Linked DNA regions of Homo sapiens: region 1 is linked to region 2. A link is a loop called in an ENCODE intact Hi-C map of the cell type or tissue named here. Cell type or tissue: Calu3. All regions are shown on one strand. Each heading gives the region's core, and the rest is flanking DNA. Links, peaks and the distances in the headings are about the cores only. Region 1 has its middle 250 kb from the start of LINC02703. Region 2 has its middle 280 kb from the start of LINC02151.

Region 1 (15,776 bases), core at 3,954-11,953, 53 kb after region 2:
TCACTGACACCATCTGCTGAGTTTTCTCGGGGAAGGGGTGGGCAGAGTCCCCTCAGGAGCTCCCTGTGCTGAGGCTGAACCCCAGGGCACCCCAGGCTCTGCTCAGCAGCCCCACCTTATGTCTTGCCAGCTCCACTGCCTGCTGCCATTCCTGCACTTATGCTGTCAGCTTTCCCACTAGGGCCACCACCACCCCGGCTGACTCATTTCTGAACCATAGCCTTCAGCTGGTCATTTCAGGTCTCCTTGAAGATATCTGGGCAGAGCCAGCTGGAGAGCAAGAAGGGGCACATTTTTGATGTTGCTGGGCATGGGGCATGTGGGGAGGGCATAGAAGTGGGAAAGAGGTGGAGGAGAGGAGTGAGAAGAGAGACCAATGGCAATTAGATTCTCTTTCATCCCAAACTTGCTGTCACAGCCAGGAAGCAAACCCTTATCCCACTTTTTCTTCATAATAGGTTTATTCCAAAAACATTTCAAGAAAGAGAAATGCTGTTTTCTTTTAAATCTTTATTTAAAGTACACAAAGAAAAGAATTTTTCTTTTCTAGGTCGAGTAGCCCTCATATCTTTATCATTCTCCCATCATTTCCTGCTGGAGATGAGGAATGCAGGCCGCTGTGATCAGGAGGCCCTCAAGTCACACGGTGGACCTGAATTGTGGAGCTGGGCAAGGCTCCTGGGAACCCTTCTCTTTGTTCCTTTGGGTGACCCACACACTGTTCTGTCAGCTCCTGCTTTGGTTGAATCCCAGGTCTCTCCAGTGTGCCTTCTGTGTCTTGTCTTCCTCCCTCCTCATTCACACACCTCTTGGCATTATGGTATGAAGAGAGCACAGGGTTAGGAAATAGAGAACTCACCTCACCTGCCATTGATGTAAGTGGGTAAGGGGAGAAAGGGCTTATGGCAATGACGAATGTCCCACAGCTCCTTTACCTCTGGGGACACTGCGCTGGATGACATCTATGGAGAATGACCACATCACACCCTCCCTGTCTCTGTCTTAAAATCACAGTCTCTGAGAGTTGGAAGGGTCTTTGGAAAATATAGAACTCACTTTCCGACTGCGCCCCTGATGGATGCTGGATAGCGCCCCAGAGTGAGGAAGATGGGGAAGGCACACTGGAGAGGCCTGGGATTCATCCAAGTCAGGAACCCACATGCATGCTGGATAGGGCCTGTTTCTTCTGCATTCGAGGCTGGGGCTGCTCCCTCCCTCTCCCAACTATGGCTCATCCCATGGTTGGGCAGCTTGGGGTGTTCAAATATCTTTTCTAGTGTTGAGTAGGATCCTTCCTGTATTAGTGAGGGTTAGAAACAGAGCCAAAAGGGGGTGTGTGTGTGTGTGTGTGTGTGTGTGTGTGTGTGATATAAAAACATTTATTCTAACAAATTGGCTCATATGATTATGAAGGTTGACAAGTCCCACGTCTGTCGGGTGAGTAGGCAAGCTGGAGACGCAGAAGAGCTGAGGTTGTAAGTTCCAGCCTGGGTCTGAAGGCCTGAGAACTAGGAGGGCTGATGGTGTAGGTTCCAGTTGGAAGGCCACAAACTTGAGACCCAGGGACAGCCAATGTTTCGCTTTGAGTCTGAAGGTAGGAAAAAGCTGATGTCCTAGAAGGCAATCAGGCGGAAAGAATACTCTCTTACTAGGGGGAGGGTCAGCCTTTTGCTCTATTCAGGCCTTTAACTGATTGGGTGAGGCCACCCCTGTTGGGGAGGGAAATCTGCTTTGGCCGTCTGCTGATTCAAATGTTAAACTCATCCCCAAACACCCTCAACAGAAACACCCAGAATCATGTTTAACCAAATATTTGAGCACCCTGTGACTCAGCCAAGTTGACACATAAAATTAACCACTACCCTTCCTTTCTATTTTTCCCTAGTTATCCTGGTCTACCTTAACTGGTTTTCCAGGGAGGGCCAGCCCTTCAAAGGGGCCCACTGTCCAGCCCAGCCCACTGTTCCTGGGAGGAGGCCTGGGTGCCCCAGCTGGAAGATGCCTCAGTTCCCGTTAGGTTGCCTCTCCCCATAGGGCAGTGGCTGGCTCCCCTTACCTCAGCTGGGCCAGAGGGGCCATCTGTCCTGCCCTCCCATCCCCCAGCACATCCAGGTGCTTGGCTGGCACATATCAGGATGCTCTGGCCAGAGAGGGTGATGCTGGTTGGCCTCTGCTTGGATCTATCTTAGAGAAAACAAATAGCTCTCAGGATAAGAGCCCTCCTCCCTTCCTTCTCAATTCTTGGTAAATCACAGAAATCACAGTGATTAAGGCCAATAAAAATCCTGGGACTGACCTCTGGAGAAGGAAGTAAGAAAGCTCATTTCCACCTCTGTTCCCCATCCCTAGTAGTCCCTAGTAGGGGCCTCAGAGATGGAGGGAAGGGGGCTACTTACTAGATGCCAGAGACTCTACACACATCATATCCTGTAAGCTGCACAAACGCCTAGCATGGGCCAGTCAGTCTCATCTCTATTTTTACCACAAGGACACTAATGCATGGAGAGTTGATGTCACAAGCACAGAGTCAAATAGCTGCTAGCTGCAGGAGCCAGGATTTGAATCCAGCACTGATGTATTCCAAACCCTCCTCTTTCTGCTACATCTTGGGATGTTATGTGCCTATGCAGGCTCTGTGAACTGTACTCTGTAACGGCAGAGGGGCAATAATCAGTTTTAACATAATTCTAACAGTAACAATGTAGCTCTACCCAGCTGGTAGCCAGCATAGGGGATCGCTGCAGGTTTGACACTGCTATGTCATTTTCAGTAGCTCGTGAATGAAGAGGCTGGAGGACATGGCTACTGAGGGCCACCTTTTCCAGCTCTGGGACCCTAGGCATGAAAGCCTTTCAGCTGACATAGGAGGATCTCCAGAGTAGGTAGCCTGAGACGCCTTCATTTTTGCAGCACCAAGGAAAGGGAGAGGTGGAGGAATGAGAGGCCTACCTCCCCAGCATCTCATGGTCTGCAGTCCCTCCCCCCACCATTCTGAGAGGGCGAGACCTTGCTGGCAGAGGAGGTGTAGACAGGAGCCTTTGCAAAGGGCACAGCGGAAGTGGAGCCCAGCTTCCTGTTTGTTTGGGACATAGCCAGCCTGTGTTCTGCAGAGACTCTGAAGAGGAGAGCAAACAAGGGGATTTTCGGATGGTCTTTGCCTGCTTTCTCCTTTGTTTTCCCTTAGAGGAAGAGGCAGTGGCTACGGATCCTCTAAATGTTGGCCTGGAGGAGTCAGGCACAGGAAATTGGAGGGGGGAATGGCTTATGTGAGATGAGGAGACTGAAGTTCTGTTAAGCCGAGCTGAGGAGTGATTGACTTGCGCCCTCCTCAGAGAAGCTCTGGGTTCTCTGGAGGGAGTGTGAGCTGACCTTTCTGGATCTCCTTGCTTCTTTTATAGTGGACTCTTTAACAGGCATTGTTATCAATTTGGAGAGTCTTGGGGCTGGAGGAGTCTGAAGTTAATCACTCAGACACTCCTTGAATACCTGCAGAGATGGGAAACTCACTCTCTTCCCAGGCAGCCCATTTCATCTTTACACAGCTCCTTCCTAGGCAAGCTGTCTCCTAGGATCTTCTATTCATCATTCCAGGGTCTTCAGAGCCCTGCAGTGTTTCTCCTCCTTGCTTTGTGGCACTGCAGACCATTCCTTTTTTCCTCTGACCCCACACGTGCATTTTACGTGAAGTGCCATGATAGTCCTCTGGGAATGTGACCCAGTGCTCTGAAATTACGTGTAATTGTTGTTTCATTTCCTCAGCTGGACTGTGAGCTGCCTTCAGCGGCGACCAGACCGTCTGTATCCCACATATTCACTACTAGCAGCTGAGCAGATGGCAAGCGCTTAATCACTGCATGGTGGAAAGAAGGAAGGATGAAAAGGAAGGGAGGGAGGAGGGGAGGGAGGACAGAGTTGCCCTCATCATCTTTGTCTACCAGACAGTAGGTCCCCACCCAGGATAGGGTTCCCTGTAACAGTCAGTTGTTCCTGTCTGAGGGGTACTCTGGTATAGAAAACAGCTCTGGGCTCTGGCCTCACTACCTGGGTTCCAGTTCCAGCCTTCATATTTCCTGGCCCAGCAAGCTTGGCAAGTTATTTCTGTGAGCCCCAGTTTCCACTCTGTGGGAGGGAATAATCATCACTCACCTCACATAGGGTTGTTATGAGGATAAAATCAGATCAAGGGACCTCATGTCCTCCATAAACTGGGTTTCCTTAGGGATAGAGGCCATACTCAAACTGAGTTTCCTTAGGGATGAAGGTTTAGCATATGGGGAACCAGGATTCCCGCAATAACGACGCCATTATTATTGGATTACTCTCTGCTGTGTGTTAACCACTGAGAAGTTTCTCTGTGGACATTGTCTCAGTGTATGGCTTATAAGGTGGGCAGTTTGGTGATGAGGAAACAGAGGTTCAGAAAGGTTAAGTGACTTGAAAAACTAGGATTTGAACCTAGATTCCTAATGACCTCCGACTCCAAATACTCTTTCCTCCACTTCAAGCTACTTCCCCTTAAGGCCAATATGGGCTGCGGGAGAGTAGGAGGGTCGATGTGGTGGTGGTGGTGGGTGTTGAACTCAAAGACTCTAGAAAATACTCTTAAATCCTGTGACTTTATCATTTTCCCACTGAACAGGGTAAAGAAATTACTGAAGCCTCATTCTTTTCCTGGTTTCACAAATCTTTCCCTTGCCCTAAGTGACTCATTTGCAGTTGGATTCTGGTCTGCCACCAGGTGCTGTTTCATTTTCAAGGAACCAGGGGTGGCTGTGTAAAGATGAGGGTTCCCAGGAGTGCTCAGTGTTGAGGGGGGTGTGCGTGGTGGGGGGAATCTGGAAACCAGGTGGAACAAGGCAAGGAAGATGCAGCTTTGAGGCAGCAACCAATTGATCATTTGACAAAATTTACTGAGCACTTACATGTGCTGGAAGCTGTGCTGGGAGCTGTGCTGAACCCCACAGGGCTGAAGACACCATGGGCTCTGGTCTCCAGAGGTTTGCAGATTGGTGAGGACGACAGGATTCAAGGCAGATGGAAGCTCCTTACGCTTATGGATGGTCAGGGGAGGGGAGGGGAGGAGGATGGTGGGAGGGGCATGCTGCTGGGAAGAGAGGACCAAGTCTTTACCCAGGGGATGGTGGGCAGGGGGGCAGAACACCCGTGTCCCTCTCCAGAATTCTCTGCCTCAGTGGCCCCCTCAGGCCCAGTTCTCAGTTTAAGTCAAATAATTTGGGACCCTAGTTGCCTCCTGCCTGCCACGTTCCAGCTCAATCATTCTTTGAAATTTGGAGCTGTAGCTAAAACGCCTTTGCCCTGTAACAGGATTTTCACGGTCTCCACGGCAGCGGCTAACGTCGCTCATCACCTGCTGTTGTAATCCGCACCGCTAAGCCGTGGGCTAGAGGCAGAAAGCTTAACTCGCCTTGCTGCTTCGAGCTTGCTCTTCCTGGCATCTGAGCCATATTTCAGTCAGGGGAGCTAATCCGCCCCCCCCCCAACCCAACTGCACACACAGAGACATTTCAAAGGAAACACAAATGGCAGAGGGAACTGTGGCTCCTTCTGGGAGGGGCTCCGAGAGCCAAGTTCCCCAGACCTAATGGGCAACAGGAAGTGTGTCCTGGGGTCTGTGAGGAAAACCACTCTTCGTGCCTTCTCCTGAAGGGTTTGCGGGGAGAGCTGAAGGGCTGATTTTTCTGAAGATTGTGTTTCAAGGGCTGGCCAGGCCTCAGTGTCCACATTGGGAGAGTCAGCTCTGTAAAAGGGAATACGTGAGTGAGCTGTGAGCAAGAGCATGTACATGTGTGCCTTGACTCATTGTGCCTGATGAACTCAACACCTAGCATCTTTCCTAAAATCATAATCCCTGGTGGGTTTTTTTTTTTTTTTTTTTTTTTTTGCCTTCTACCTCTGTCTTAATACTTTATGCCTCAGAGAGCCAGAGCCCAGAACACTTGGGAAGAGTGTTTGACACATGACAGGAGTTCACCAACTGCTTGTTGAATGGGTGAGTACTAGCACTGGAGCTCAGCTTTGTTCCAGCTTCGGTGCTGTGTGCTTAAATACATGGGTATAAGTGGAAAAGCAAACTAGAAACAGGAAAAAGTTGTAAACTCCTAAGAGGCAGGGGCCAAGCAAGCATACAGGCATTCATTCATTCAAAACGTGTTGACGAAACCTAACACGTGCCAGGTGTTGGGTTTTTTTTTGTTTGTTTGTTTGTTTGTTTTTTTTGATATAGATGCTGGGGAGACAGCAGTGAAACATATAGACAAAAATTCCTACCCTGGTTCTAATGGAAGGCACTGGACCAAGACTGGGCAGTGAGCAGATTTTTGCTAAACCTAAGAAATGACTTTCTGAGAACTAGAACTGTCCAGCAATGCAATGTGTGGTCGTGTGAGGTAGTAAGCTCCCTGTTTCTGGAAGAGTTTGATCAGAGGCAACGTGAGCATACCTGGGGATGCAGAGGAGGGGGCAGCAGATCCTGTGGATGCCCATATCTCCTTCCCTTATTTCTGCAGTGCAAACTGGCCAGCTTTCAGCAGCCAGCACCTGCATTTCTCTGCCCTAGAGCCTTCTCTGTCCCCAGAGTCTATTTTGGTCCCCATTCATCAACTGCAAACACCAGGGAATTAATGCCCCACCGGGGAGGTGACCTCAAGTGATGACTGACTGGAGCTGGTACACAAATGTCCCAGTTCCCATGTCCCTTGGATGGGATCACACTGAGGCAAATGTTTTCCACTGTTTCTCAGAGTTTCCAGCAGGATTAAGTGAGGGTTCCCCACAGTGGAAACTTGCTGGATAATGAATCCTTCACTGGCTGCCTTCCCGCCCCAGTACCACTTCCCCACTTCCTTTCTGATGTTTCCTGTTCTCACCTCCAAAATGGATGATTTGCATTTGAATCCTGATCTCCATATCTGCTTCTGGGAGACCCCGAAGGAAGACAAGGGGATCCCTGCCCTGTATGGGTGTTGGGACCTCTGAGGATTCCCTCCTTCCATTTCTAACACTTGATAACTGCTGGACTCCTACTGGGCTTTGGAAATGGCACCAGATTCAACCCGGAACTCCCTGTCCCAGCCTGGAGATTGGGCAGAGGACATTTCCTACCCATATAAGACATCAGAGGCTGCCAAACCTGCCTCCCTACCAGGTCAGGAGGTGCTTTGACAGCAGTCCGCTAAGTCCCTTTTGGGATAAGCCCCATGACTTCTGTGCTCCATCAGAGCAGAGCTGTAGCTTCTGAACCTAGAACCCTCCATTAAGGTTTGTTCACGTGGCTCTGCCTGATCTTTGCATCCCCTCAGCCTGTGCCAGCTCTAGCTAGGGCTGGGCCCCCAACCCCTTCACTCCCAAGGTCCTTCTGCTTCCCACAGATGTTGAGCCAGGGGCCAATCAGGCCTGGTCTACAGGCTTTATTATGACATCTGTCCAGAGAAAGTTCAGGGCATAGAACTGAGTGAACGGCAAGCTGGGCTCAATGTCTGCCAACCCCCAAGGCCTGGCACCATAGGACACAGGTACGGATGATAAAACTACATGTTTGGGTGGAGGGGAGAGGGACACACATTGTTTAGCAGGTGTGGCGGACACTGTAATATGCAGCCCAGCCCAGATCTCCTGTCAATGAAGAACATGTTGACCAGCTGCTGGGAAAGTCAGCAGACAGGCTTCCGTGATCCGTCTCTGCAGAGATCACTTCAGCTGCAGACAGCCTCATGCCTGGGGTTGTGCCCTTCTGGGGTGGCCCACATCCACTGACAGATTGATGTGGGAATAGGAAGGCCTGGCCATCTTGGCTGGATTCAGCATGGTTTCCAAAGGCCCTTATCGGCTCCAGAACTCCTTGTGAGGTGCCAAGGCTGCCTGGGCTGCATAAAAGCTGGATTCCTCGATCTGCCCAGGCTCACTTCTTACCCTGCTTGACCATTGCTGTGGGCCCCATGCCACTTCTTATTAAATACCCTGCTGGCAAAACTCCATCCATCTCAGGGGCTGCTCCCAGGCACCCTGACCTGTGATAGTGGAACATCATCCCCACCTACTCAGCTAAGCCTCTGCATCAGCCTGCCAAACCCTATTCCTTTCCAAATTGTTATCCCTACAGCAAGCTCTGCCTACCTTAAAGAGCAAGTCTCGAGCCCAGCCCAGCTCCTCCATTGGTCTTGGCAGGGGGATGTATGTGTTGGGGCGGGTGGGAGTAGGGTAGCTGCTTTCTGCAGGCCACACCCTCTCCCCAACACACACATGCCACCACAACTAAGTCATGTGCTGATGCCCCAGCCGCACACTCAGGCATCTAGAAGGTAAAGCCATCACAGGCCCCAAGCAGTGTCTCTGGATCTGAGGTGCATTCCTGCGGCTGGGACTGCAACGGGAGCTTGCTTTATTAGATCCCATTATAAACGGATGATTTGCCATCTCTGAAGATAAATGGGAAACTTAATGCAGAGATATCCTGTCTGGGGAAACTGGAGAGTTATGGATGTTAGCTTTGTAGCTTTATGAAAGCACTCTCTTATAGAAACTGAAATGACCAAGATTAGATTGAATTAGTATGTACTGGTATGAGTTTTTCTCCCTCATCCATCTTGACTTTTTTTTTTTTTTTTTTTAAGGCAAAATATTTGCCTCCTGTGCGAGCATTTCATAAAAATGCAAATCCCGAGTTTGGGTTTGGTAATTAGCAGGGTTGCCTCCTGGTGCTAACGAGGGTGCTGCCCAGCTGGGACTGTCTATGTAGGTGGAGGAAGCAGTGCCCTCTGCTGGCTTCCCTCGTGGGTGGTGTCTGCTCCCTTCCACCTGGGATCCCCCTCGGTGCCAGGTGCTCCCTTCGCCTGTCCTTGTAGAATACAGATGGATTAGTGAGGCCTTCTATTCCAGCAGCCAGGCTCCTGGCCACCCCATCCGAGGATGGGGATGATCCATCCCATGCAGACTCCACTATCCAGCACAGTGTTCCCTAGCCTGAACTTGAGACCCAGCCCCCAGCTGGGTGGCAAGGCTTTCTGCCAGCAAACAGCTGCATCTGATATATATGTTCTAGCACTTTTGATACCAAGCACAGGGCTAGGCACTGGAGGTATTAAGATGTGGAGGCTGAGATTCTTGCCCTTGAGGAGACCAATCTAACTGAGGGGAGAAAGGCAGATATAGATGATTTCCAAACTGACACTGTTTGATTGTACTTTCTGTCTTGATGGAAACGTTTTACATTTTTGCTGTCCAGTGTAGTAGCCATGAGCTTCCTGTGGTCCCATGGAGATAATAACTGGGATCTAGAGAGGAATTCTAGGGTTGGTTCTTAAGCCAACCATCCTGCGATCTCAGGCAAATCACATCTGCGATTTGAGCCCCAGTTTCATTTTCTCTTATTAAAACTTGCTCTGCTTCTCTACCATATTAGAACCAAGAGACCTAATCTTCACTTGGCCCAACCTTTTCACCTGATGGAGGGAGGAGCAGAGGCTGTGATCTGCCTGATCTTATGGCTGGGGAAGGGCAGAATCAGGCCCTTAACTCCTCATCCTGGCTTTTCGACCACAGCAGGCTGCTGCTAGGGGTACCATGGGGATCAAGTATGAGAAGAGAAATGAAGATCTTTGGAAAGTCAAAGCTACCCAAGCCCCAGACCTTTTTGACACCATGGTGGCTGGTGCAACCACCCATAGAGCCATTGCAGGCTCAGGACCATGTGGTGAGGTTGGGCACACACTTGAAGCTTAGAGAGCTAATGTAGAAGAGACTTATTTGTGAGATTATGCAATACCCTAGGCCCAACGCACAACTCTACAGCTGATGTCTGCCCCAAACTTCAGCGTGATAAAAGAATTCTAAGAGTTGGGCTGTAGGAGGAGGAGATAAAACAGTGTATGTGCCATGGGATACCAAATTTCAGGAGCCCTGAGAACCTCAGAGCCTCTCAGATACCTTACTGGGGTTGGGGTTCACCTGTTGGATGCCCAGAATCCCCATTAGATAGTGAGTGGGGTATCCCAGCATGGTTTCTGAAGCTGTCTTTGGGTCAAGGAGCTTTGCAGAGATGGAGAGGGGGAGACCTACATGGAAATAAAAGTGGGGGACTCCTTGCAATGAACTCAACTTCAGGAGGGGTGTCAGCACAGTAATAGAATTTGAATCAAGTATTGAGAGCTGGGTTGGGAGATAAGAGGGGCCAGGCGCAGTTACTCTCAGGTGGAGTCATTTAAAATTTAAAACACAGATTAAACATCTTCCTTTTTCTGATGACAAGTACTGTGTCTATCCCAGGTCCCAGGGTGCTCCCTCACAGAGGTACAGAGATCTGTTGAATGCAAGAACCCAGGCTAAGAGGCTTCCTCTGTTCAGCAGCCAGCTCTGGACAAGGCCTGGGGCTGCTTTTCCTGCAGGCCCCCATCTTTTTCCACACTGTGGCCCAGGGGGCCTTGGGGCCTCTGCCAAGTCCTACCAGCCCCAGGGCTGCCTCCATTTCAGGCTGTTCATGTTGGTGTGAGCTACTTCTCCTATAATGGAAGTATTCTTTGTACCTCTTGCCTATTGGTTCCTTACTTTGAGCATGCGGAAGTGAGATCTTTCCTTGGATGAGATGTGCTTTGTGCTCTTAATGCTGGTTTCTAGGTTACCTCCTGGCTGCAGCAGGAGCAGAGCTGGAAGAACTTTGGGATGACTTCAGCCTTCTCTCTCCCCATTGACAGAGGAGACATTGAGGTCCCAAAGAAGGAAGTGACTTGCCAAGTTCACACAGCTAGTCAGCAGCCAGGTTGGAATTGAAATTTAGGATATATAACTCATTCAATCCTTCATTACATAGATTTTTAATAAATGCCTAGTGTATACCAACAACTATGTCAGCCAAGGGTAAAATGGAGAGTGAGAAGACATGGTCTACATTCAAAGAATTTGCCTTGGAATGTGGGAAGATGAACATATAATCCTAGATTTTTACAAGTGGTACAAAGGAAAATATCTGCGTGATGATACAAGAGACAAAAGCAGAGTGGGGGGTTACTCTCTAGAGATAGTGGTAAGAAAAGGATCACCTGAATAAGCAATTATATTGAGCTTAGATAAGCAGGATCAGCAGGGGTCAGGTGAAGAGTGTTCCAGGCAGAGGGAGCAGCCTGCACAAAGCCCTGCATGGGGAAAGTTTGGTGTCATTGAAGAAACAACCACCACCAAGATCAGCGTGGTTGAGCAGGGTGCGAGAGAAGGTGCCAGGAGATAAGGGTGGAGAATGAGACAAGGGCAAGGTCGTGCAGCAGGCCTCCTTGAGTCAAGTGGAAGAATGCCGATTTTATTCCCATTTCTGCCATGCAATCTGAAAGTTGTAGCTGTGTTTGTTTAGGTGGCTCAGTCTAGGGGAAGGCCAGGGGCAGAACACAGCCTGAAAATGCAGGGACTTAGCATGAGAAGGAAAGGGCTTCTGAAGACAATGGTAGGACATAGGGTGTATAGAGCTGCATTCAGCCAAGGGAGGGGACCCTAAGGGGGTACAAGCAAAGAGGCCCTGGAGGAAGAGCCCTGAGACTGGCACACAAAGCTTTCAGGTGGCAACTGAGAAGTCAGTTTCACCAGAAAGGACTCAGTACATCCAAGGATTGGGGCCAAGAGGCATCATCTAACCAGCCAGGGCCTTAACAGATCCAGATGGAAGAAGCCAGACTTGGGCCTCAGCATGAGCCAAGCGTATCCTTGATTAAGCTGAGTGTCTGTGAGTTACTTCCCTGCATGCTGCTGGTGCCCCCAGGAGTCCTGGCCAGGCGTTCTAAATAGCAGGTGGAGTGCGTGCCATGCTGCCACTCTCCTCACCTGGGAGATGGGCTGCAGAAGATGCATACGGCAAGGTGGCAGGGCCAAGCATGTTGCTCCCGTGGATGCAGCAGGTAAGGAAGGTAGAGGAGAAGAACGAGTGGGTGGGATTGGAAGCTTCCTTCGGCTCAGATGGAGCAGGGTCTGCCTTTCGTGTCTGGGCTGTCTTCTCTGGCCCTGGCTGTGGAGGTCTGAGGCCAAAGGATCAGCCTGCTTCTTGCTCCAGGTGAGTGTGACTGGCATGGCCCTGGAGACGGCCGCCCACGCTGGTTTTGCACCTCTGGTGACCATCAAAGCTGGCATCACAACTTGATTAACAGTGTGACCTCTCATAGGGCCGTTACCTCCAATGAACGAGATAAGGCATGTCAAACACTTAGCACAGTGCCAGAGACCCTGGACGCTCAGTTTAGCTACCGTTAGATTTACTATTTACTGGGTCAGGTCTCTTCCATTAATGCTATTTAGCCCCACTCCTTTGCCCTGGGCTGAGCTCCTTGACCTTCTCACATGACCTGATGTCCTCCTATCTTTTGAGAGCAGACAATATAGCACGGGGCCTTTGGTTCTCTGCTTGGTGCTGCCCCAGGGTGACCTCAGCCAAGTCGCTTCTGCTCCCCAAATCTGTTTTGTCATCTGTCAATTGATGTGCTTGTTCTAAATCAGAGCTCCCCACTAGGTTGCTGTGCCACATTGCCGAGCCACAACTAGGTTGCCTGTGTGTTGAGATGGTGAGTCTCTTGGCCCTTCAGATGCCTGGGTGGGTCAGGACAGGGTCTCCTCTAACTGCAAGTAGCCTGTGCTATTGACTTCAGCATGCAAATATTACCATTTTCCCTGTGTGACACAATGTAAAAAAGGAAAAGTTGAGAAGCCCTAGAAATCATTCCTGTTATGCTAATATTCTGAGTCATCTCCTAGCTTCGAAACTGGCCTCTTCCAAGAAGTCTGCCTGCCCCCACAACATCGTTCAATGATATTTCTTCATCACAGTCTTCTCAGCAGTTATGAGCTGCATTCACTTGGAATGAATGAATGAATTTGTACTTCTTAATATGTGACCTGTGGGTTATTTCCTGTAACAACAATGACAATAACAACAACTCCTCTCACTTATTGAGCACGTGGGTGCCAGACAGCTCATGAAGTACTTTGCTATTCACTCTCACAATAGTGCTGTGAGGGACGCGTGCACCGTTGTGTATGCACACATGGGAAACCTGAGACTTCAATGGTTGAACACAATTGCCCAAATAGGAAGCAGCTGAGTGATGACTTGGATGTGAGTCTGTCTGGTCTGATGTAGCCCATGCTCTTAAGTAGTTAAATAGTATGCCTTGTGTGTGTGTCCTCTCCCAGTTAGACTATAGATCTCCCAAAAGAGATAGTGTTTTCTGCATTCCTTCCATCTTCCCGAAGCTCAAAACTATACTCAACAGTAAGAGCTCAGTGATTACTCTTGGGCATGTTAGACACTTTGTTGTAAATTAAAAGTGAGAGGTAGAATAGCCTTTCCTGGGTCACAGGCAGAAGGCACAACTGACTGCTAGTGTTGCCTGGGTGTAGGTGGGTTTGTAAAATCTTACTGGTACTGTGGCACAGAAGAGCAATCCCCAGGTAGCTTGACTGCCATTTCAGGGTAAAACCGTCCCCAAGGGAAGTCCAGAACTGGAGAATTCATATAGCATGAGAATTGGTCCTGAGGCTTCCCACAGCTCCTCCCACAGTCCTGTCTTCTCTTTCTGTGAGAGGGGAAAGTAAGAGCCAGTGATTGTCATCTAGGATTAGTGGGTCTTGGTAGCCTGGAGTGGGGATCACATAGCCAAGCAGTGCTCATTTGTGGCCCTGGCCCCCAATCTACAGCCCTTCTCACCTCTCCATCAGTGCCTCAGGACTGCATGCTCAACCCTTCTTCCTTGCCTCTTTCCTCAGGTTCATTGTCCTCACCTGGCCTTCCCACTGCTTGGATTCTAGTTGGGTCCTGTAAAGGACCTTGGCCTCTTGATGAGTTGTCTTTGAGTGGCCCTGGGTAGCCCCCATCCCACTCTTCTTTCTCCTGAACACCCAAACTGCACACATATACATGATGTGGTTAAGGATCAGACAGTCCTGCATTTGACTCTCTGCTCTAACTCTGATTAGCATGTAACCTTGGATAAGTTCATCAACATTCACTTAAGAAATATTTACTGAGCACCTACTATGTGCCACATACTATTCTAGGTACTGGACATGTGGTGATATAGTGTGTAGTATAGAACAGGCAGGTGCATGCTTGTGAAGGTGTTCAAGTAAGGCCTCTTTGAGTTGAAGACTGAATGATGAAAAAGAGGAAATATGGAGGAAGAACATTCTATTGAGACAGAGGAAACAACCAATGCAAAGGCCCTGGGGCACAAAAAAGGCTGACACATTCAGTAGATTTATAGGGTGTTGCTGTATGGAGAATGAATTGCAGGTCATCAAGAGTGGCAGTAGGGACACCAGGGAGAAGGCTACTGCAAAGGTCCAGGTGAGCAATGATGAAGGCTGGGATAGATTATATCTGCTCTCTGAAACTTACTTTCCTTATTCACAAAATGAATATAACAAGAGTCCCTACCTTACAGGGTGGCCATGGAGATTAAATAAGTCAGTATTTGGCATGCAATAAATGGTAACTATTAGCATTAATAAAAAGAGTAATAATCATAAGCGTGGGCTCAGCTCTGTGAGCCCTTACGGGAGAACTGAGCCTCCAATTAAGCTGAGACTTTTCCATTCAGCAGGTCAGGGATGCTTCCGGTGAGTCAAAGACCAGATACCAGCTGCCCCTTCTGACTCACCCATCCCAGGTTCTTAGTAAAGGGCATCACTGGATGCTCAGTGGGGACGGAGGCAGGCACTGCACAGGGAGGAAGAACAGGTGGCCTTGGGAGAGAGGGCAGCATCTTCTCTGTGCTATGGAAGCAAGCAGGCTGAGGAGGGGAAAGGCCCAGGCCTCCCATACTCCCTGGGTTCCTGAGCCAGACCTAGGAGAAATTCTCACCTCATCCAGGAAGACTTAGAGTTGAAAAGAAAGAATTGAGCTAGTCGGGGAAGCAAGCCAGAGTATAGAAGGCAAGGAGGCAGGCTCCCCCTCTTTCTGACTTTCCATAACCCAGGGAAGGGATGTGGGGTAAATAGAGGAAGAGAGGGGGAAGGAGTGAGGGGAATCACTTCCCATCTTTGCGATGAGTGGATGAGCTGAAAGAAGCTGAAGGCCCCAAGAAGGATTTGGTTAGACGTCCACAACTGTACAAGACAGCAGCTGGACCCTACGGCACATTTCTGCTCGAATAAACAGGATCTTCTCTCTTGCAGAAATCCTTCTCTTCCAAGTGGTATTGGGGGCGAGCCCGCTGAGAGGTTGAGAGGGCTCTGATGACCTCCAGCTCCTGCCCCCACCTGACTGTCCTAGTTGTCTGCAATGGTGGCAAAGGGAAATTTTATGAGCTCTTCAGTCCTCAGGTCCCATGGGCTTTTGCCTTGCTCCAGACCATCTCTGATACACACATATACCTTGAAAAGGAAAAGAAAGAGAGAGAAAAGCTATTTTATTTCATTGCCAAACCATCCACTTTAAATACCCTTTTTATTACAGTATCTGCATAGTAATACTAATAATAGATCTTGTTGGCAGCTCTAATGAGGCTGGAGAATATAAGGTTTCCAATAAAGTTAATTGTTGCCTTTAATATTCTCATACATTTATACATGGTAAATCTTTAAAGGAGAAAAAACATTTCATTTCATCCCTGTTAAGCAGCCGGTCCTAGACTGGATGGAGACCAACAGTAGAGACGTGGGCTGGGAGCTTGACTGTCGGAAAACTTGGATTATGATCTCCAAACTTCCTCCTACCAGGAAGAGCATGAGTTTTGAGTCCGAGAGCTCTGGGTTTCCAGGTTGGTTTTGTCACTTCCTGACTTTGAAGC
Region 2 (15,776 bases), core at 4,337-12,336:
GGATGGGAACTGCCCCTGCCAAATGCAGGGGGATCAGTCCTGGAATTCCATTACCTTCCCTGGGACTGAGACTTGGTTAAGGAGCTACATCCAGCCCTTACTCCTTCTGAATTCATCGCAGATCCAGATTATACTAGATTTAGATTCTATTTCTTTGTATTTTATTCCTCCAACTCATATTTATTGAGAACTTACTTTATAAGTACACAGAGCTAGACGCTAGACATGGAGGTGGGATGGGGAATGGAATTCCATGATGAGTTAATCTTTGCCCTGCCTCAAAGTCGAAATCCAGAGGAAAAAGATTGTGAGACAAGTGTTTAGAATCAATGTGATAAGTGCTAAGTAGAAATTTTGCACAAAGTTTTGCAGGGAGAGGGAAGCTAGTTAATCTTCTTAGAGACTTGTCAGGAAGGTGTCATTTTATTTACATTGCTTAGTGCAAATGTAATTTGCACTATGTCTCTGCAAGTCAAGATCTTGTAGGGATAGGAACATTCCAGGCAGAGGGAACAGCATGTGCAAAGGTATGGAGGCCAGAAGGCAGATGAGGAACTTGAGAAAGAGCCTGTTCAATGTGGCTAGAGCACAGAGTGCATGACAGCAAGTGGTGAAAGATGAAGTGGGAAAGAAAGGCCTCTCTGCTAGTCTGAGAACCTTATGATCACCTCTGCTTCTTTATGCACTGCCTACCTCTCTAAACAGACCGCATGGGCCTTGAGGGGCGGGACTGTGTTGCTGCTGCTGCCTTGTCACTGTCTCATAGCTCCAGGCTCAGCGCTGTAGGGGCAGTAGCCAAAGGAAGAGCCCAGGCCTGGCTGGGCTAGCAGGCAGGTCCTCCTGGAGCCAAAACAGATCCTCCCACGTGAAGTTTGAAAGGAAGCATCTTGCAGCTCCGTCTAATTACAGGGTAAGTGAGCGGGCCTCCCTCATGGTTAATTTGCTATGTGCCTTTATTGCCAGCAGAAGACAGATGACTCACGGAGGGTATTCCATATAGGCCTGCCAGTAATTGTCTTTATGACTTCATGAGCCTTTTATGGGCTCCACTGGGAAAGGTGTTTTATTTTTCTTCTTTTCACTCTCCATTTTCAGTCGGTAAATAACCAACTTTCTGAGAGCAGGAGGAATGTCAAGTTCAGGATGTAGGTAAAGCAATCCCAAGATAGGCCATGGCCATCAGAATGGAGGCTGGGGTCAAAGCAGAGGACAGAGAGAATGAGGACAAGTTGGCACGCTAAAGGGTACATGAAGGGGGTAATGCCCATCAGTGATTAATATACACATCATCAAAATTTAAACATGAATAAATGTTCCTTTGCAGCAGATTTACTTTCTCAATGATGCTTGGCTTAGATTAATGATAATGTGAGTTTATGTTTCCAAAGTATACACAGACTGTTCTGCTTGAAGGGCTGGGGGAAGGAGGTGGGAGTGGGTAGATGGGGAAGAAATTTGTGGTGTCCCAAAAGAGTGTTATGTGGGAGGATAGTCACAAGTACTTTATATTTAATTAGCATCTAGTCTCTCTCTATATGCAAGAGGTGCAACAGTGAGACATTTGTTTAAATAGAATGAGAATGGAGAATGGAAGGGTGTTGCATGTCAGTGGCACTCTGGAGCTGGCTAGCCCTGGTTTTCAAAAACCAGTTGTTACATTTTCAGGAATTTCATGAGCTGTTTTACTTCATGTTGGCAGTTTCAAACAAGCCATAGTGGGATTATTTACACCATGGTAATCGGCAAACACTGCAAAGCAGAGACCCACCCTCACTCGACCGGTTGGTAAACATTTATCCACATACCATTGTTGTCGCCTTCTATACCACTGAAGTGTTTAAGAGGGGGTGAAGGACCGCCTGACAGGATAAAAACTATGGGCTAATATTTATTGACCACTTACTAAGTGGCACGTACCATTCTAAGCACTTCACATGTATTTATTCATTAACCCTTTCAACTCCATGGGGTCGATGCTATTCTAGAGGCTAAAACTATACCCAGAAGGCTGAGACTTAAGAGACGGAGCCAGAAAGGATTATTAGCTTATATCCTCATTTCGTGGTTTTACAGATGAGAAAACTAAGAGCCAGAGAGGAGAAATGGCTTGGCCAAGGTCAGTGGCCTGGAGGTCTGTCTCCTGACTCCCCAAGCAGAGTCTGTTTCTCCTGCTCTTATTCTTCCAGCTTTCCATACTATAGTCCTGTTTAGATCCAGGCAAGAGCTGCACCTAAAGGCCTAAAAGAGGCAACCCCCAGGCCAGAGTCCATGGAATGAGTCCAGTGGGCTCTGTTTGTGTTGTTCCTATTGCCTCTGCTGCCATCGCTGGGGTCTGACTGCTCTCTGCTGCCCAAGTGCCATCCAGGGTTGCCTCTCCTTCCAGTTGCCATTGTCTGAGGGTCCCACTGGAAGCAACCGAGACTTCAGTCTCTCAGCAACCATCTGGAATAACAAGAAAAAATAAATAAAAATAAAAACCCAAGTCAGAGCTCTGCCTGTTAGCCCAGAGTCCTTAGCTGAGGGTGGAGGGGGTGAGCACAGGTGGGCTGAAACTCTCACAGCCCAGTGATTAGCCTGGAGAATTCACCGCTAACTGCATAGGAGCTCAAGGGGAGTCCAATGTGGAGCAGGGTTGGGAAAACGACTCTCCTCGGGAGCTGAGGCTCTGCCGCTTGCTTTGCTGATTGCTTTTGGTGTGAAAAATGTGGCCCGAGTCAAGGAAAAGAGACTCAAGATGAAAATCCCTTCAATTCTTAAATATATAGGTATATTCTAATGTAGACGGCATTCTAATATGGTAAACATTCCAATGTAGACTATAGGATCAGGTAGTCCCAGAGCTGAAAGGGCCTTCAAGAATGCTTTCCCCGCCTCCAGGCATCAGTGGGTGTTGCTGGCAGGCAGGGTGCTACGAAAGGGCTGTGCTGCCAGGGTGTCAGTGGCACCTTGCCAGATAAATTCACCTTTTTTTGAGGCTCAGTTTCTTAATCAGTTGAAGTAGGGGGTTTCAGACTATAGGGACCCTTCCAGGTCTGACATTCTAGATCCTAAACAAAAGGGAACAACATTTCAAAGATGGAATTACGCGCTCGCGCACACACACACACACACACACACACACACACACACACACACACAAATTGACAAATAGGAAAAGCTTTCAAAAATCTCATTCAAATTGCTGGATTTGTCTATTAGTGAGATTTGTTTCTTTGCATATGCTAATTGGTCTTGGCATTAATTAATCTGATTTCATTATATTCTCTTTAATTTGTCAAGATATCATTTTGTTATTGGGTGATGGAACACTTTGGAGGATTGTTAGAATTGGAATATATTTCCCCCTCTTTTAAAGCTCCTGGAGAAAAGTCGTTATCAATTAAGTTAATTTGCATACACATTAGGTTAATCGTTTTAGTTTAGCCAAATTTGTGGAAATTTACATAGCAAATTGACCCTCCACATTTCACTTAAACATATGTAGCACACCGAGTAGTATATTTTGAGTTGCTAATGAAACTGAGGTTATTTTACACGCTTCTTTTAGTAAAAGAGGTCTAATTAGACCAAGTAATTTTTTATTTCATCCGTAATTGCAAAACAAATAAGCTTCTTGGCATTTTTTTTTTCTAGCGGCAGCATCACACGGACAGGGACGTTAATAGGGAAGGCATGTTTTCCTAATTAAGCCCGGTTTGATTCCTGCTCACTGTTCCGGTGTCAGCCCTCTCCAGCTTTCTCCTAGGTACTCTTCTGCCTGAGTTGCTAAGCCTCCTGGTATACCTATTAATAGAAGACTCCCCCACATGGAGCCAACTGAATTAAAAAATGTAACTAGGAAGGCAGGGTGGGAATTTTGACAGATTTGTTTTTAAATTTTTTTTTTATGCCAGAGAAGAGAAAGTTGAATTCAAAAGGGGGTCTTGCTTCTCTCCATCAGGGGAAGAAAAGAGAGAAAAATAGCTTTTGTTCTCCCCCAGAAAAGAAGTTGGCATAACACATTGGTGGTGTTTCAAAAGTGACTCCAGGGGCTATCTTATTCAGTGCTGGAAAATTGGCTGTTGTCTCCTCTTCCAGGACTGTGGAGCAGTGGAAAGCTTGTAGTAATGTGGGATAGATGAAAAAAAAAAAAAGGGGATCTGGGATCTGAGCCTTTGCGGAGGGGAGGCGGAGGGGAACTTCTCTTGGCCTCTGTCCTACAGGAAGTGGGAATTGTGGGTGAGGGGAGCCGCAGGGAGGGATGTTGGTATAGCTGCATGGAAGTTGTGCTCCTCCTGTTTCTCTGGATTACATAAAAGACACACAAGAGCTTGACCCACTGCCTATGCTGGATTTGTTTTTTTCTCTTCTGGCAAACATAATTTTGCTGAGTTGTAGGGGAGGGGCCTGGAACGGGCAACAGGTAAGGTTGGGCAGATAGAATCAGAAGTGGGTGCTGCACCCTCAGAATAGAGTCAGGAGACTTGGGCTCCAGTCCTAGCTCAAGATAGCAAAAAGCGGCCACAATATCACTTCTCTTCATGTCCCTACTCTTTACAATGTGAGTTTACAGCTCTTTTCATCAACAGGTAAAGTCTATTTCCAGCCTCTGAATCTGGGCTGTCCTGTGACTTGCTTTGGCCAATAGCATGCATAAGAAGTGACGATATGCCAGCTCCAAGCCTGGAAAGTCTTGCTTGAGACTTTCCGAGTTCACTCTCTGAGAACCCTGCTACTACCCAGACCAGCCTGCTGGATGAGTTGGTGCCAGACGTGTGGCCCAGTTGCCCCCATTGCCCAGTTGATGCTAGCCGATGCCCAGAAGCAGAGCCACCTAGCTGACCTTCAGGGAGCCACAGATTAAATGATAGATCCCAGCTGAACCCAGCTTAAATTTCGAACCCACAAACTGCAAGCTAAGTAAATGTTTGTTACTTTATGGCACTAAGTTCTGAGGGTGGTTTGTTAAGCAGCAATAGCTAACTGATACAACCATTAATCAGTCCTTGGGAAAATTTCTCTTCATCCTTGGGCTTCAGCCTTCTAATCTCTAAAACCAAGTGGGAGTAGAGAATCCTAATCTAAGTTTCCTCCCAAATACCATCTTCCTATAGCTAAAAGAGCCTGAGATTTGACCAGAAGGGACTCCAGATGGGGCACACTAGGCTGTTATTGGGCACTAGCACACTAAGGGAAATGAGTTTATCAGCTCCTCTCTAGATGAGAAAGGGGTATAATACATGCAAGGAGGAAAGAGAGCATTGTCTGTCTTGAGACAAAGAACAGGAAAAGGAGATAGTGTTGGGGCCTTGAAATGTCATCGGGTGAAGAGGTAGTGTGAGTGTGTGTGCATATGAGACATCTGAAGATGAAGTTACTGAAACTCCAGAGGACGGTGGAAGGAGCGTGCTTTGAATAACCATGAGTCCGATAACACTGCATGAGTCTATGCAGCAGATTCTGAGCCTGACACATCAAGGTAGGGTACACAGCCTGCGGGCTGCAGGCCCAGCCATAGGCCCCAGAGGCCGATGGCCACGCGACGGTGTGGGTTGGTGCAGAAAGTGCCCAGCCAGCCTTTGGAATGGGGTTTCTCAACTTGTTTCACCATCATACATAGATATACCAGGCACATACAGGACACTTTGCTGGCATGACTGGGTTATGAGTGATCCCTGCAGCGGTCTCTTAACACTTTTATTTACCATTGAAGAATATATTTAGACCATCAACTGGAAAATAAGTAAACAAAATGTAGTCTATCCATACAATGGGATATTATTTGGTCTTAAAAAGGAATGAAGTACTGATACATGCTACAACATGGAGAATCTTGAAAACATCATGCTAAGTGAAAGAAGCCAGGTCACAAAAGACCACATGCTATATGATTCCATTCATAGAAAAGTCCAGAGCAGGGAAATCTATATAGAGAGGAAGTGGAGTAGTTGTTGCTTAGGTCTGCGGTAGGATAGGGGATGATAGCTAAAGGATGTGGGGATGCTTTTTGGAATAAATATGTTCTAAAATTTTCTGTGGTAATGGTTGCATAACTCTGGGAATACATTAAAAAATCATTGAATCGTACGCCTTAAATGGGTGAATTGTGTAGCATTTGAATTATATCTCAATAAAGCTGTTAAAAAAGAGTACACTTAGGAATACAATGATTAAGAATGAGAGGTACAGTGCTTAGCTTGCATAATCAGGGGTTAGTATTTGTGAAATGAACGAACGGCCAAAGAATAAATGAAAAAATGTTTTTCCATGGTTACATTTGAATTTACGCTGATTTAATCAAACAAGTTATTTGTAAACTTTAATTTTTTATTATTTGGGATGCATTACTTCTGAAATACCTGTCAGTTCATAGAGACCTGTGGGTTAAGACATACTGTTCTGGAAACATGCCTATTATATAACATTCCTGTTGTGGGGCTCACCTACTGGATTGGACCCCTGGATATCATGCAGGCTCTAGACAGGTCTGAACTTTCCCTGTGCTCTTGGGTTTCTGAGAAGCCAACTGACCCCATGAGTTTTCCTCATCCTGGCCGCACCTCCACTCCCGCCCCTCCTCCTTTCCCACTGGCCCTGGCTGCTCAGGTTCCAGCATTCCTTGTGTTCAGGCAGGAGTCTGGCAGCTTCTTGCAGTTTCCCTGATGCTAAGCCAGAGAGGGCAGACCCTCAACTGAACTCAGCCACCATGATCAAGTCCTTGAGCTGGCAAGGCTGAGGCACTAAATCTTGATATCAGAACCCTGGGCATATGCAGGTGTGGAGAGACGTGTGCAGGGTCTTGGACCAGGGAGGAGTCCTGGATGGCTGAGTGCAGGGATACCTGGCCACTCAGGTCTTTGAGGCAAGCGGGAGATAAAGTTAGCTTGATTTATTTATTTTTTTTTAGCATCCTCTCACTTTTTCTTTCAGCATCATTCACCCACCGTCTCATCCTGTTCCCCTTTCTTCCCCAGTACCCTAGGCTGTCCTGGTTCTATGGCATTTTTGTAGCCACACCATTGGCTTAGATATAATTATTGTGTGTGTTTTCCATGTCCGACTACATTGCTGGAGGGAAAGGCCACACTTATTCGTCTTTGTATCTACTCAGTGCCGAACAGACTGACTGCCTTGCACACAGGATTAATATGTGTTAAAAGTGAGTCATTTTTGAGCAAAGGGGGCTGGCCAGCATTATGGAGATCACACTCCACTGGTGCCCCCCTTCTTTGTATGAATAGAGAACTGGCCTTAGGTGACAGAAACCTTGTGTGAAGTTCAAATTCTAGATCCAGGCAGGAAATGGACACATGTGAACTGGAACTGGTCCTATAACACAGCAGGGGGTGGGGACCATGTGAGCAGCTGGAGAAATTGTGCTCTGCCTAAAACATCCAGAAACACATCAGAAAAAAAAAAAAAGAAAAAAAAAAAGAAAAAGAGAAAAAAAGAAAAACAACTCCCGGCCAAAAATCTGTGTTTGAAGTCTCCTTTGCATGAATCTTGTGACAAGGTCAAACTTGAACTCTCAAACTTCAGGGAAAAGGTGACATTTTTGGAAGTTTTCCAGCAGCGGCGAGGTCAGGAGGCGTAGCATGAACTTGGACCCAGAAGATAAAAATATTAGCTTTGACTCTGTCATTATTAGCTGTGTCATATCCAGGCAAGGCATTTCAGATCTTTGTACTTCACTTTTCACTTATATGAAATGGATGTACAAATGACAAAATAAGGTAGGTGAGTGCATGTTGTAAAATGTAAACATTGCTATACAAAGGCAAAGTTCTAGGGTTCTCAGTAGAAACTCACACAGCTTCTCCTAGGGACCGCAGGGGCCTCAATCTTGTCATCAGTCAAGGGCCAGTCAGTGTTGGGTGTGCCACTTCCCATCCCCGTGCCCCCCCACCCGCCACTTGTCCTCTCGCTGATCCAGGAGCAAAGTAGAAAATGGCATTTCTGAATGAGGCTGACAGTTCACCAGGCACGAAAACCCACCCAGTTGTGACTCAGAGTTTTGGAGGCACAGATAGAATTAAGGAAATGTTAATGTATTCGCATCGCTTTGCCTCCTGCCTACACAGGCATAAGCAGTAAAGAGGGAGGATGGGGTGGGAGAGGGGACAGGGAGATGGGGAGTTGTGTTGATGAGCTCTGGGGGTGGGGGATGGGTGGAGACTGTAGGGTCCCAAGGCTGCCTGGCTACTACAGCTGGGCCTGAGATCCCCAGGGGACAGGGAGGGATCTGCTGGCATCTGGTCTCTGCCAAGACAGTCTGCCGCCCGGAATGCAGTATCAGCTTGGGCACAAGGCTAGAGCAAGTGGGGCCCTAGGGTGCATGTGTGTGCCCACACAGGGGATGGAGGGGTGGCAGGAATACAAGCTGGATAACCCAGAGCTGTCTGCGTTAGCCTTGGTGATGTGCCTTGTCAATGGCAAACAGCCATTTAGAATCAGTGTCTTTTCCAAATGAAGCCCCTGAATGTTGTATGCTTAATACGATCTATCTGTCTATCTGTGCACTTATGCAGGGAGCTGGCTCCCCAGGGCACAGCAGCCAGTATGCTACCTCAGCACAGAATAATCCCCCGGGAGGCTGCCTCCTTTTCTCCCCCTCCTGCGGGGGGGCCCCAGAACCAAACCCCGAGGGGTTGGGATGAGTGGTTGCTAGTTTGATGGGTGTACGTGGAGGTATCTTGTATTACTGTTTCTGTTACTCACTTTTCATTGCTGAATGCAAGTATCTGTTACAGCGTTTGCCAGCACTGACTCGATGCCATCGTGGGCACCAGAAAGGCAAAGACACACGGTACTGCCCCGCAGGCTCACAGGCTACCTGTAATCAAGGCCTGTGACCCCTCGCAAGAGTCCTAGCACCTGGCTGTGGGAGGTGCCCAATAAATGTTATTGACAGAAAAAGATGCTCTTTGTAACATCCAGCCAAGACTCAGGGATAATCTCTGTTCACTTCAATTATGGGACCACTAGGGGGAGCCCCGGGGACCACTGGGAATGTAAGGTGCTGAATCTTCTGGGTTCTAAAAATGAAGGGTGCTCTGGAATCGGTGCAGGGGTGGCTTCCCCATAAGGAGGGTTGGGGGTGGGGGTGGGGTGTCAGGAAATGCCATAGTGTGTTTGCCTGGGGAGATTCCAGCTTAGTCTTCCTTCTGTCTGATGCCCTCAGCATCATCCAACTAAATGTCCACAGGAGGGCCCAGTGTAGGGTCAGTGACCCCAAGAATGGAAAGACCTTGTGAGGAGCTCTGGGCAAGGAGGCCCAGCCAGGGGCATGGAGCGGGCACTGGCTTTGAGAATCCCAGGTGGGGCTCCTCCCTGCTTAGCCAGGCTGGGAAACCCTTCACCATTACTTGCCAGGAAAAGCAATGGTCTCTCTTGCCCTCTCCTCCCCTTCTCGGGTCTTAAATGTTTTAAACGCCAGTCTTCATGGTTTGATGGAGAATTTTACACCAATGCAGAGTATTACCTAGTTAATTTGGCTAGAATAGACTGTGATTTTACACGGTGAGGCTGTTGCCTCCTGAGCTAACAGTTCCATATCCATGGGCTTGGCAGCCTGCTCTCCTGGAATCTAAGGAGCTGAGGGCCATCTGCAAATGGGCTTCCTGAGAGCTTCATGGGAGGTTGGAAGACAAGAGGGGGACCCAGTCAGATTCTGGGCTTGCTCATTCATTCCTTCAGTCATTCATTTATTTATTTCCTTCTTTATTCAATAGTTGACTTATTCAGTATTTCTTAATTAAGTTTGTTTATTTTATTTATTCATCCAACAAATTTTTGTTGTGGGCTTGAGAGGTGCCAGATCTGGTGCAAGGTCCTGGGAATACAGAGATGCATCAGCCCCTGTCCCTGCCCTTTAGGCACTCACATGCCAAAGAAAGAGGTTGCAAACAGCAAAGGAGGCCAGATATTAAGACTGGCTGCTTGGGGGGCTATGGCACACTCTGGAGCGGTGGAACTTGACTGCCCTTGAAGGACCTACACTAGGCAAATGTATTAGGATGTTGACTTGGCGATGGGATTGAAAGCTGGGTACAATAAGTGGTAAGAACCACATTCTAAAGAGGGACATCAACCATATGGACTTCTTCAGGGGTTATTAAGAGGCAGATCTGGTTGTGTCACCACCTCCTCACCACTTCCTAGTACCCAACATCCCAGGCTATGGAAGAAGAGAGAGGAGCAAACCATTCTTTTAGAATGGTCTTTTAGAGACTGTTGAGACATTCTCACTCCCTCCCAGAGCCAGGTGAGGGGGAGGGGGCTCTACAGGAATTATTGATGGAGATTGGGGGTACCTATAAGAAGAGAGATTTACATCTCACTCCCCGGAAAATGAGACATTGCAGTGCTTTGACTGGATTTGAGGATGGCGAGCAGGCTCTTGGGAACGCTTGCTCTGTGTCTTCTGCTTGCTTTTTTCCTGGAGATTTCTGAAGTGGGAGTAGGGGTGATAGGAAGTAAGAAGCAGAGTGGCTTGTTGAAACAGCTTGGACCAAGGCCACAAAGAACTGTAGAATAGTGAGCCTGGGAAGAAGATAGGGCAGTCTCCCTTGAATCTTAATCCTCCTCTGCTCTCAAAGGGCCCCAAAGAAGACCCAGAAGGTCATGGATCAGAAAGAGCAAGGAACAGAGGAGGAGGAGTTTCTGTGGGGCTGTCTAGGTGGCCATTAAACGAAGGGAGAGCCTTCATTTAGGGGTTGGGGGATAGACTTAGGCAGGGGGCCAAGGTAGCCATGCTGTCGCTTCCCGACATCAGTGCCAAGAGGGGCAGGTGACATAGAACACCTATGTAAGAAAATGTGTATCTTGTGCACAGAAATCATCACATGGGCAGAGCCACCAGCAGGAGATGAAAGCAGGCTGAGCCAATTAGAGATTTCCCTGTGGGATCAGGCCACCAGTTATTACAATCATTCCAGCTATTTCTCCTGATTTCCCTTCCTGTTCTCAGCACTAATGGCTCCAGACCCAGGAAAGTGACTAGGAGTATAAGGTGTCTGTCTATGAGTTTGTTAATGAGAGATTCCAAAGAGCACGATGGAAGGTGTAGCTAGAAAAACAAATGTCGGTGATATGGTTTGGCTGTGTCCCCACCCAAATCCCATCTTGAATTGCAGGTCCCATAATCCCCACGTATTGTGAGAGGGACCCAGTGGGAGGTAATTGAATCATGGGGTTGGTTACCTTCATGCCGTTCACGTGATAGTGAGTGAATTCTCACAAGATCTGATGGCTTTATAAGGGGCATTTCACCCTTTAGCTCGGCACTTCTCCTTGCTTCTGCCATGTGAAAAAGGACATGTTTGCTTCCCCTTCTGCCATGCTTGTAAGTTTGCTGAGGCCTCCCCAGCCATGCTGAACTGTGAGTCAATTAAACCTCTTTCCTTTGTAAATTACTCAGTCTCAGCTATGTCTTTATGAGCAGTGTGAGAACAATCAGATTTATGCCCTACTGAGTACAAACTGTATAAGACCTGAATAGACAAAGAAAAAGGGGAAACACATTTCAGGCAGAGGTGAGCACATGAACAGAATGACAGAGGGGCAACAGTGCATCACAGAGAAGTCTGAGTAGTCTGGTGAGACTTGGTGGGCAAGTGCATGGGGCAGGAGAGGATGAAATGGTTGCTGTCACATGCTCCCCAAAAGAACTTGGAAATGACTTCTAATATAACATCCTTATCTGAGCAAACGGAGAACTTCACCTGGCCTCTGCACTTTGAAAGGCCCATTTAGACCCTCTCCCCTAACAGGTTTATTAAAGAACACATGGGTTCCTCTGTTATTGGATTCCCGTGTTCACCCCTGGCTTGGAATGATCCCTAACCCTAAACATCCACACCCAAGACTAACCCTGCTTAGGCCCCAGAGAAGTGCTTCTACATGTCTTTTGCCCTATGTCCTTGAAACAAAAGGCAGCTGAGTCAGAATGCCATGAAAGTTTGTGGATTGTGCTGTTGCCCACAAAGGAGAGACAATGCTTTGGAGTGGGTGGGGGGGGAACCAGGGATTGAAGCAGTGGGAATGCTTAGATATAAGACCAATTAATTACCTGTCAAATCCTTCCTCTCAGATAGCATGGGTGCAATAGAGTCTTTCATAATGAAGTATCCACAGTGCTGAGCATCTATTTTCTTGTTTTCTTTGTGTTTAAATTCGTGGTTCTGGAGGTATTCACTAATTAGCATGGTATTTGCAATAGTTGCTTGTAAAAACTGAGAATCATTTTGCAACATTAAACAACTTATATTTTTCTTAAATGTCTAGATATAACATGTATAAAGTGTGAAACAGACTGACACAGATTCTCTACATTATGAATTTAGATATTGCTATAAGAAACAGTGATGAAAATAAACTATTTTATAGTATTTTCTGAAATGATAATTTATCGTATGTGACCACAGTATACTGTTTGGAAACAAGTAAAATTCAATGGTCATTTCTGAATATATAGAAGTGTGGCTTTAAATTGTCTTTTCAAATTTCTACTGCCTCAGCAGAGAAGTTTTTCCCAATTGAAGTTAATGAAAAAACGATTTAAGAACTACAACAATTCAAGAAATGTTGTCTAAGTTGGCGTTGATCTCAATAGAATACAAATTATGTAAACATCTTAATTATAACAACATAATTAGGGATTCTGTTTAAATAAAGGCAAGAAAAATAATTTCAGAGTAAATATATAATGGTTTCTGAATTATTTTATCTTTGTTTTATTACTCATCCAAACATTGTCAGCACCCAAACATGTGCAATAATTAAATTCATCTATCTTTGATATTTGCCAACTTTCAGTCATAATAAAAGAAATCCATGACTTTATACTTATGTTTTGACAAATGCATGAAAGTGTATTTGTCAAGGTAGGGGGATGTCTTAGTATGTCCTGGCTGTGATAACAAAATATCATAAACTAGGTAACCTATGAACAACAGAAGTTTATTTCTTATGGTTCTGGAGGCTGGGAACTCCAAGATCAAGGTGCTGGCAAATTCAGTGTCTGGGGAGGGTCTGCTTTCTGGCTCCCAAATGGTGGCTTCTCATTGTGTCCTTACATGGTGGAAGGGGAAAGAGATTTCTTGGGCCACATTTATAAGGGCACTCATCTCATTTATAATGGCTCCACTCTTAGGACCTAAACATTTCCCAAAAGGTCCCGCCTCCTAACACCATCACCTTAGGGGCTGGGATTTCAACATATGAATTTTAGGGGAACACAAGCACTCAATTTATAGCAGAAGGTAAACATATTTATCAAAGTTTATTATCTTGATTCATACCTTTTAAATATTTAGACCTATGGTTTGTGGGCCTCTGTTTGCATCCTTGTCCTGGGCCCCACCGATGCTAGGAAAAGACCTGTGCATCCTCTGGGACAATCTTGGTTGACTTCTCCCAGTTTCAGCCTTTGAACTTATATTGTGGCCCTTGAAGGCACAGGAAGGGGTTTGGCAAAGGTCTAACTCCTCAATAGGTCAAGCATTGGGACTTAGAGATTTTCTTGTTCTTCTTCCTCATTTTATAGGTGAAGGAATTGGGTTAACAGAGAGGCTAAGTGTCTTGCCAGGGTCACCCAGCTACCAAAGCACTCAGAGGCTCTGGAATAGGGCTGGAGTAGGGACTGAGGTAGTGGGAAAGGGGGAAAATGGAGAGGAGCTGGCATAGAGGCACCTGCACCTCAGCAGCTCTGAAATGCTTCAGTTAGCAGAGCTCAGCAGTGCCGATGCAGGAGAAGAGTACCATGCGGGCCCTTTGTGTGCCCACTACCTTTGTGTGATCTGGGAGATGTTCCCAGCCCTTTCACTACCTTACTCTCTCTAAGCCTCGGTTTTCCCCATTGTGGAATGAGCAGCAAGGACAGGATGATCTCCAAGATGCCTCTTAGCTTCCACGTCCTATGTCTGCGTAATTCCCCAGAGGCTGCAGGTTTGTGGAACTCTGAGGACTGAATTTGGCCTCAATCCATGTTTCTCCTTCATTTCTAAAACCACACGCACTTGCTGGAACACTAACTCCATCTGGTCTTGATTCGCTTCTTCCTGATTTCACTCTCTGCTGGAAAGTGCTGCATCCTGCCTGAGGCACCTTAGGGAGCTGCTCTCACAAACTCCCTGGTTTTTCTCCCCTGAGGCTTAGCAAGTCAAGCATTGCCAAGAGCTCCCTTCCTTCTGCCCCAGCAGAGAGGAGCAACCACCGTCTGGGTGAGCAGGCTTTTGCCTTCTTCCCTGGGGGCGGCTGGCAAGCTGGAATCACCAGCTTACCTCCCACAGGCACCTGGAGGCTGTCTGTGCCCTTCTTGGCAGGCTGCCCTCTCTCCAGGAAGTCCAGCTTTTCAAAACTTTGATCCCTTGTTACAGTTGCATCTCCAGTATGCCCACCCTTGTCCCAAGCTCTTACCCAATACTGTCCTCTTACCCTTCTCTACTCATTCTCTCATTTAGGCAGGAGGCAGTATAGTGATTAAGAACCTGAACTTGAATTCAGCTCTCCTGTTTATGGTCTGTGCAGTTGTCTCTGGGGTGATTTTCCTATCTGTCAATTGGGCATAATAATTCTTACCTAAGGGGCTGTTGTGAAGTACAGTCCTTGGAAGGGCCAGTCACGGTGGCTCATGCCTGTAATCCCAGCACTTTGGGAGGCCGAGGTGGGAGGATCACTTGAGGCCAGGAGTCCTAGGTCAGCCTGGGCAGCATAGCAAGACCCCATCTGTTGAGGTTTTTTTTTTTTGAAGTACAGTACTTGGTACACAATAATAAATAATGTGTCTTAGTCTTTGATCTAATGAACATTTGTGAAACATATTGTGTTAGAGTCTTCATTAACGTCCCTAGGTTTCCTCCAGATTTTATTAATAGCCCTTCACTTTCTTCTTAATACCTAAATAAAATAATCTGAGCTTCCATCCCACACACCTCTGGGGAGTCCCTCTCCCCCATAGTTTTGAGGGTTCTCTGGGTGGCCTTGTGTTCTGCTGATGCCTTGTGGTTCTGAATTCCTGCCCCTGCCTCAGTTCTGGAGCCCTCTCCTCAGGTCTTGTTTTCTGCTTGATTTGCTGCCTGCCCAGATTTGCCCAGTATGTGATCAAAAACCTTCTGACTTCCCAAGGCACCATTAGTGTAAGTTGTGTATGAGTGACAATTTTTATAGGGCTTTTGAGAACAGAAGGGTATTAAATGTCTGAGAAGAGAAAGAAATTAAAATTGAGTATTTGAAATGGTTTGGCTGTGTCCCCACCCAAACTCATATTGAATTCCCATGTGTTGTGGGAGGGACTTGGTGGGACATAATTGAATCATTGGGGCAGGTCTTTCCCGTGCTGTTCTCCTGATAGTGAGTAAGTCTCATGAGATCTGATGGTTTTATAAAGAGGAGTGCCCCTGCACAAGCTTTCTCTCTTTGCCTGCTGCCATCCATGTAAGATGTGACTTGCTCCTCCTTGCCTTCTGCCATGATTGTGAGGCTTCCCCAGCCATGTGGAACTGTAAGTCCATTAAACCTCTTTCTTTTGTAAATCGCCCAGTCTTGAATATGTCTTTATCAGCCCATGAGAAGAGACTAATACAGTATTATATACCATTGTTTATAAAGGCATGGAGTTTGCTGGGTAAAAAGAAGGGAATTTGGGCAAGGTGAGGAATTCCAAGCAGAGGGAATGTGTTGTGCAAGGATCCTCTGTAGCCCACAGGGACAGCTGGCTAACAGTTCATCAAATCCATGGCCTCCTCTTCCTCCCGGGTTCTCAGCTGTCCCTATGGAGTTAGCTGTGGCAACTGGCT

Evidence for each region. Hi-C counts contacts between places; a loop is a spot of excess contacts. Peaks named below come from ENCODE experiments on the same cell type or tissue, not always from the same donor. Only the 100,000 strongest peaks of a DNase experiment are listed, where the experiment ranks them.
Region 1: it touches region 2 in a loop (7-fold over the local background); 2 of 110 quality-filtered maps call a loop at or near these places.

Annotation. Positions count from the first base shown.
Region 1 is chr11:116,163,974-116,179,749 of GRCh38, reverse strand. No RefSeq gene overlaps it. Among named protein-coding and RNA genes, the nearest start is that of LINC02703, 250 kb to the right of the region's middle. RefSeq lists enhancers at 1,516-2,016, 2,017-2,517, 11,422-11,922, 11,923-12,423. In Calu3, for the core only: no CTCF peak of the experiment used is centred there; a DNase peak (open chromatin) is centred at 8,779.
Region 2 is chr11:116,217,758-116,233,533 of GRCh38, reverse strand. No RefSeq gene overlaps it. Among named protein-coding and RNA genes, the nearest start is that of LINC02151, 280 kb to the left of the region's middle. In Calu3, for the core only: CTCF peaks have their summits at 8,989 (motif pointing right) and 9,214; a DNase peak (open chromatin) is centred at 8,963.